Linked DNA regions of Homo sapiens: region 2 is linked to region 1. The links are chromatin contacts, found by Hi-C or POLR2A ChIA-PET in ENCODE. All regions are on one chromosome and are shown on one strand. The core of a region is the stretch at or near the end of the contact, and the rest is flanking DNA. Distances in the headings are between cores, read along the strand shown. Region 1 holds the start of ANKDD1A (ankyrin repeat and death domain containing 1A). Region 2 has its middle 18 kb from the start of PIF1.

What was found. Hi-C counts contacts between places; a loop is a spot of excess contacts on that map. ChIA-PET counts read pairs that join two places held with the same protein, here RNA polymerase II (POLR2A). Pooled maps may share reads with other maps.
Region 2: a loop to region 1 is called in a map of dorsolateral prefrontal cortex, with 3 times the contacts of the local background. The contact joins the enhancer-like site here to the promoter of ANKDD1A in region 1. A Hi-C loop is called at or near these places in 9 of 168 maps with a recorded cell type or tissue (B cell, CD4-positive, alpha-beta memory T cell, K562 and 5 more), 18 of 37 single-sample maps with no recorded cell type and 22 of 50 pooled maps. POLR2A ChIA-PET finds 5 or more read pairs at or near these places in 20 of 52 experiments (AG04450, CD4-positive, alpha-beta T cell, CD4-positive, alpha-beta memory T cell and 14 more).

What each region holds. Positions count from the first base shown.
Region 1 is chr15:64,910,025-64,914,025 of GRCh38, reverse strand. ANKDD1A (ankyrin repeat and death domain containing 1A) reads right to left here and starts at 2,124. Exons shown (of 15, transcript NM_182703.6): 1 at 2,062-2,124. The coding sequence starts at 2,095. RefSeq lists an enhancer at 1,369-1,912 and silencers at 2,099-2,278, 2,479-2,528, 2,602-2,896.
Region 2 is chr15:64,805,626-64,809,224 of GRCh38, reverse strand. No RefSeq gene overlaps it. Among named protein-coding and RNA genes, the nearest start is that of PIF1, 18 kb to the left of the region's middle. RefSeq lists enhancers at 1-497, 2,021-2,528, 3,036-3,544. Within about 2 kb of position 1,745, at least 2 of the 41 ENCODE cell types and tissues checked have a DNase peak (open chromatin) inside an H3K27ac peak, as active enhancers do.

The DNA of each region.
Region 1 (4,001 bases), core at 875-3,374:
CAGAGCGAGACTCCATCTCAAAAAAAAAAAAAGAAAACAGAAACAAAAAAATCTCTGCTTGTATGAGTGACACCAACAATCCCCAGACGAATAGATGCCTGTCCCCTCTCCCAAAGTGCTCACACATACTAGCACAGAGACAAATATTTGCTGGCCCTTTCCATAGTCACTGCAGGGCAAGTGACCCCATAGCCTGCATGTTTGGTCCAGTATGAATGTCTGAACCCAGCCCCTTTGTGTATCCAGGGACAGGTGACGAGTGTCTTGGTAGGGAAGGCTAAGATGCACTGAGGTGAGAGACAGGCCTGCCATGCAGTTTGTTTTTCTAGATAAATTCCACACAGTCTTCTCCAGATGAGAAAGAGGATCTTGAGCTTTCTGGGGCCTCATGGATACAACCTGTGGATCTCAGAGTTGCTACCCTGGGGGGCAATCACACAGTCCTGGGTTCAACTCTGGCTTAACCACTTCCTAGCTGTGTTAGGCAGTTTCCTCATCTGCAAAACAGGAGTGCGAGCTTCCCTACAAGGTTAATATCATGATTAGAAATGAGATATGAAAACCCCCTGGCACAGTGTCTGGCACATAATGACCACACCGCCACCACCACCACCATCATCATCACTATTATTCCTCCAAGGCAAAGGGTCAAATTCTGGTAGCCAAAGAGAGCTGCCACTTCAGATGTGAGCTTACAGAGGCCTGGGTTCTAGTACCTTCCCTGCCACTTTCCAGCAGCAGGATCCTGGGCTAGTCACATCCCCCTTGTAGGTCTGTTTCTTCCATTGTAAAACTGGGGGAGGGTGAAGAAAGAGATCTGTATAGGTCCCTTCCTGTCTGGCACCCTCTATCTTATGTGCAGCTTAGGGGGATTGGCCTGGTTTGTATTGGCAAACAGCCAGGAGTTCCAATGGGAAGCCAGCAGACACTGCATAGGGTCAGGCCAGAGAAGGTTAAGTTAGAATGAAATCAAGTCCAGTCTCATCTCTTCCATCCACCTCCCATCCGGCACCCTCTTTCTGGCCACATCCAATACCCACTGAGCTACCTGAGCCTTTGCCCATGCTGGGTCTTTGTCCAGAATTCTCTGCCACACACCCCAATGCTCCATTGGTACACATTCTTCGCAGGCCCACTCAAGTGATCCTCCGCCCCAGGCAGAACCATGTACCTAATCTTGATTGAGCATTCCCACCCCCAACACATCCCTCAGCTGAGTAGATGCAGTGTGCCAGCATTTTGGACACTATAGGTCTCAAAGGAATCCAGTGAGCTGCACTATGCGCTTTTGAGGGAAAGCCCCGGGATTCAGCTGTCAGGATTCAGCCAGGGCTGCAGGATCAAGGACTCACAGTGCAGACACCGACACAATCTTTCTCTCCCCTCTCCCAGACGGTGCAGCCAAAGCTGCCCCAGGCCAGCTGATGCCCACACAGACGCTGCTGCCCGGCCTAGAGGCCCTGGCACTGGGCGCACTCCTTGAGGGAGGTTCGGAGGTGCCCTCATTCCACCTGTGGCCAGTCAGGCTCCTCTCCTCTGAGTGCGTGCCCCATCTGATGCGGTCTCCACTCGCTATCCAGCCCCAGCATTCCGGGTGAGCTGGGCCCTTCAGCACTTCTACCACTCAATGGCTGTGTGACCTTGAACAACTCATTTGAACACCCTGTGCCTCAGTTTCTCATCTGCGAAATGAAGATAACATAATGTCCTACCCATATGGCCGCAGCGAAGATCAAATGACGTGCCTCTCCTGGGTCAAGGCCTGGCACACAAAGTACAGCACGCAGTCAAGGATCGCTATTACCTTTATTATTTGTAGCTAACCTCTCAGCCGCTGCTCCCCGCTCACCTGGCGGGTGTGGTCCCCGAGTCCCAGACGCACTGGCAAGGTCCCCTCGGCCCAGTGCGCGGACCGGTAACCATTCCGCTCGGAGCCACACAGACGCCCCACACGGAGGTGGCCGTTCGGAGGGCGCCAACCTCACCCCTGGCACTCCCCAAACGGATGCGGGGGTCCTCTCGGCCTCGGCCCGCCCCCCTCCCTCCTCCAGGCAGACTCACGGCCGTCGGTCTCCCACGCCAGCTCCTCCTGCATCCTGCCGCTCCGCAGCCCCTGCGCGCGCTGGTGCCCGGGCGCGAGGCGCGCGTCCGCCGGGGCGGGGCCCGGGGAGCCGAGAGGACGGGGCGGTCGCTCCTCCAGACTCCACGCCCCGCCTGCTAGGAGCGCAGCTGCCCCGGCCACCCCAGTCCCGGACCAGGACGCAGGTCCCTCCTCCTGCTCTCTTAACCTGCCCACCCCTCCGCGCCCGAGGCCGGCGGGTCGGGGCCACGCCGAGTTCCGCAGGTGTCCCTGACCCAGTCTCCTCCCCGGGAGTTCGCCCAGCCTCCCCGGCCCTGGAGATAGATGCGCACAAGGCATCTGGCAGGCTCATCCTCCTCGCGCCTCTCGGGACTCGGGGAGGAGGGCTGAGCCTTGGGCCCGCCGCCTCAGGCGCAGAAAGTCAAACCCCAAAGATGTGAGCTGGCGTTTAAGGGACCACAACCTCAGCAGGTCTGCAAGCATATGAAGAGATGGTCGGATTTATCAGTGTTCAGAAAGATTTATCAGGCCCATAAAGGGACATGTAGGAGGATGTTGGTTGCTGTGTTGCTGTGGTTGCTGGGAGTTGGAGACAATCTAAGCGCCCTTTCTTGTAAGAGCAGATGGATAAACTGTGCAGCACTCAAAGCAAGGGACCCGCTGTATTCGTGGCAATATGGATTTAAACACCTAGTGCTAGGCAGAAAAAGTAAATAACCAAACCAAATAAGACCTAGGAAACAATATCAATAAAAATATTACAAATGCATTTACATCAAACAACACAGACTTGCAAAGACACATAGAAACAAAAAGATACACATTAAATACACCAGAATGGGTTGCACTTCAGACCCTTGGGGGATGTCCATGTCCTTTTTGCCTTAAAGGCATTTACAGCTTCTTTGAATTTAGGGATAATGGGGTCTCAGGCATCTCTATCCCAAGGCAAGAAGCCAGCAAAGCCATGATAGGTGTAGTTACTACTACTTTGGGGATCAAAGGAGGAAGAGCATCTTTCAGTCATTAGTCCTTAGAATATAGTTCAAGAAGGCTTCCTGAAGAAGGAGGTATTTGGAATGGCCTTTGAAAAATAACATAATGATAACAGCTAACAATTAATGAGCCCTGAGCCAACCCCTCAAAATGGTCTCAAAATAACAATTCCAACATAATAATCAAAGATATGATTTTTTTTTTTCTGAGACAGAGTCTCACTCTTTCGCCCAGGCTGGAGTACAGTGGTATGATCTCGGCTCACTGCAACCTCTGCCTCCTGGGTTCAAGCAGTTCTCCTGCCTCAGCCTCCCATGTAGCTAGGATTACAGGCACTCGCCCCCACACCTGGATAATTTTGTATTTTTAGTAGAGATGGGGTTTCACTATGTTGGTCAGGCTGGTGTTGAACTCCTGACCTCAGGTGATCCACCTACCTTGGCCTCCCAAAGTGTTGGGATTACAGGTGTGAGCCACTGCGCCGCACCCCCCCCTTTTTGTTTTTGTTTTTTTTTTAAGACAGAGTCTCACTGTGTTGCCCAAGCTGGAGTGCAGTAGCGTAATCTCAGCTCACTGCAACCTCTGCCTCCCAGGTTCAAGCGATTCTCATGCCTAAACCTCCCAAGTAGCTGGGACTACAGGTGTGTGCCACCACACGCGGCTGATTTTTGTATTTTTAGTAGAGACGGGGGTTTCACCATGTTGGCCAGGCTGGCCTCGAACTCCTGACCTCAGGTGATCTACCCACCTAGGTCTCCCAAAGTGCTTGGCCACCACGCCTAGCCAAAGATATTATTCCTGAAAACAGTTTAAATGTTTTTTGTAAAGCTTTTGTCACATGTACATCCCACTAGGGGCATAGTGTCACGTTACTGTTTTAGTCACTTGGAATAGTTCTTTATGTGGTTATGCCACCAACTCAACA
Region 2 (3,599 bases), core at 496-2,995, 100 kb after region 1:
AAACACTGGCCCCATCAGTTCCCGACTGTGTGACTGTGGTTATTCTGCTTAAATCTGAGCTCTGGTTTCATCGTTGGTGAAATGGGGATAAAGCCGATCAAACATGGATGGAGTTAGGAAGACAGAAGAGCTGGAGTCAGGCCAGGGATGCAGCAAACCCTCAAGGTTAGCTCTTATTTATTTGTCTTGATTATTGTCACCTGAAGGGGCCATCCCCCGCCCCATTAACCCCCTCTTGAGCAGCCTCTGGGGAATAACAAAGAGAATTCACAGCAGCCCAGAGTAAATGAATGCCATCTTTCACAAAGCCTTCCTTCCTGTCTGGCCTTCTGGAGGACCTGGGCTGCGCCCACCCACCATGGGGAAGGGGAGGATGAAATCTCCCCACTCTGCCTCCCGCAACACACGTGAGGTACAGGTCCCGGTCAGTTAGTGCACTTGGGCATAATCCCCCTTCTGTCTTCTGCCCATTTTCTTATGAAAGCGACTTCGACAACTCTAAAGTGGAATTTTTTTTTTTTTTTGAGACGGAATTTCGCTCTTGTTGCCCAGGCTGGAGTGCAATGGCGTGATCTCGGCTCTCTGCAACCTCCCCCTCCCGGATTCAAGCAGTTCTCCTGCCTCAGCCTCCTGAGTAGCTGGGATTACAGGCATGCACCACCACGTCCGGCTAATTTTGTATTTTTAGTAGAGACGGGGTTTCTCCATGTCGGTCAGGCTGGTCTCGAACTCCCAGCCTCAGGTGATCCGCCCACCTCAGCCTCCCAAAGTGCTGGGATTACAAGTGTGAGCCACCGCGCCCAGTCTACAGTGGAATCTTTAGACCTAGTTTACAGAGGAAGTCAAGGCTCACAGAAGGTGGGTGGCCCTAGGTCATATGGCTGTAAATGGCAGATCCAGGTTGGGCATCCAGGTATCTGAGGCCTCACCTTGGTGTTCAGGGCCTTTGAAAAAAGGACTGAACATGGGATGCTTCCTTTCCCCCTAGCTCTGTCCCCAAAACTCCACAGGCCAGACTCCATTTCCTTAAGATTCCAAGAGCATCACCTGCTGGGACAGAAATGGCAGGGGGGTGCCCCTGAGTCCTTGGCCCTGGCAGGCCAAGATGGGAGGGGTGGGGCTTGAAAGGCTTAGAAGGTGACCTTGAATAGGGAATTGGAACCCTAAATTCCTGAGGAGGCCTGGGGCGGGGGCTGTGAATGAGACAGCCAGCCCATCTCCACTCCTCCCCCGCAGCTCCAGCTCCCGCCTTCAGCCTCAGCCTCCAGGCAGATGCCCGCCCCAGGGGTGCCCCCTCAATCCCCGCCCCCAGTGGGTGTTGGGTTCAGTAAGCAGAGCCCCAGCTCACCTGGGAAGGTGCAGAGTGAGGATGGCATCCAGTTACAAGCTAGGGCTGGGAGGACAGGCAGGGGCAGCCCGGGGGCAGGGGCCAAAGGTCTGGAAACTGATGGTGGGGGCAGGTGTCAGGGGAGGTCTCAAGACAGCCCCCCACTCTGCAGGCCCTATCCCCTTGCCTCCCAGAAAACCTCCACACTCCTGGCATCTGAAGACCGGGGCGTCTCCCCGCAGACTAGGCCTGTGCTTGGTAAACTGTGCAGGGCTCTGCGCACTCCTGGGAGGTTGTTCTCTCTTGCAGCTCCACTCCTTTCTCCCTTCCGCCAAGATGGCCTCCTCTCCCGCCCCTCTACTGGGACCTGGCACAGCACTCCATGCCTATTTAAGGCAAATCTCCTGATCTCCTTTTAAATAACATTCGCTCCTTGTTGTGGAGAAAGCAAGCAGGGCCTGAGCTCGGGAAAGGGGAGGAAACCCAAATATCCCATGGAGTGGGTCATGGGGGAGCACGGGTGGGGGAAGCAGGTATGTACTCCCCCTCCCAAAATGAGCCTTGAGAAGGTCCTTTCCCCCATCCCCTGAGTCCTGCTGGTCCCTCATTGCATAGGCCCTGGATTGGCTCGAACCCCTTCAGAGGGGCTGGGGCACTCCCAGAAGGCTAGGACAGGGCAGCTCTTGCAGGCGTTGGGGGAGGGGCATGGGGGGATATATGCTTTGGCTAAAGGAGGGGCATACCCAGGAAGACCGGCAAGGGCCATGGAGGGTCTGAGGTTGGATGGACATCTGACCTCACAGCCCACCCAGTGTGAACGATGCACCAAAACTGCTCTTTGTTAGAACCTGAGGCTCAGAGAGAGCAAAAAACTTGCCCAGGGTCACACAGCCTGAGTGGAAGGGTCTGAAATCCAAGCTGGCAGGCTCCAGATTTAACGCTTTCTCCCCTTCTCTGCCAGGTCTCCTTGTGCCAGGGACTATGTGACACAAGACTTCTAGGCCCTTTTCAGGCATCATTCAAAGCCCTGAGCACACACCCTTCCTCCGCCTGCCTTCCTCTCTTCTGCCTCCTCTCCAGACCCACCAGAGCTGCCTTTCCCAGGTCTTCGGTCCCTGACTCAGACCTGCCCCACTGCTACTTCCTTCTCTCCCACTTCCCCTCTTCCTAGTCTTTCCCCCAGGTGGCTGCCTCCCTGGCCTCCCTTCTAAGCATCGCTAATCCCCCTGTGGTCCTCATATGACTGAGACGCCCTCTCCAGGGTTCAAAAAGATGGTCAGGGATCTTTTACAGATCATGTTGCCTCCTCGGGACCAGGAGCTTACTCCTCAGGCATGTGAGCCCCAGCAGGCCGGCCCCACCCCTGTCAGGCTGGACTGGGGGCTGGGGGACCAGAGGGAGGAAGAAGCCCTAGCCTCGCCTTCCTCTGCTCACTGAGAACTGAAAAAACCACAGTGGTCAGTTGGTCCAGTGGCCTCACATCACAGATGAGCAAACTGTGGCTCAGGGAATGGGAAGGAAGGCCCCAGGGTCCCCACAGTGAAATAGAAGCTGAGCTGGGTCTGACTGGAGCCCCTAATAACCTAAGGTGGGGGCTTCATCCTGGGAAAAGAGGGTCTATTATAGGAGGAAATGCAGCCACTGTCACTGCCCCAGTGTTAGTGTGCTTGTTGGATGGGGCGGGGGCGGTGGTGCCTGGAGGTGGGAGTATGTGAGGGTGAACTTTGTGTTTAATTGGGGTGTACTTGATCTTCTCTGGGTCTTTCTAGCCTGGCTCTACCGTTAACCTCTTGTGTGTCATTGGGCAAGCCCCTTTCCCTCTTTGGGCCTCAATTTCCTCCTGTAAAATGAGTTGGAGAGATCTTTGAGATCCCTTCCAGCTCAGACCTCATGCATCTCCCATCAGCCCAGCCTCATCTGCCCACCTGTTTCCAGGCTCCTGCCCTGGCTAAGGTTGTCTCACAGCCTGCTGAGGCTCCCATGGCCTCTCTCAGAATGGTCTCTCTCAGCTGGGCGCAGCAGCTTATGCCTGTAATCCCAACACTTTTGGGAGTTCAAGTCCAGCCCGGACAACATGGTGAGACCTTGTCTCTACAAAAAATCAAAAAAACATTAGCTGAGTGTGGTGATGCATACCTGTAGTCCCAGCTACTCAGGAGGCTGAGGCAGGAGGATTGTTTGAGCCCAGGAGGTCAAGGCTGCTGTGAGCTGATAGTGCCACTGCACTCCAGCCTGAAGGACAGAGCAAGATCCTGTCTCAAAAAAAGAAAAG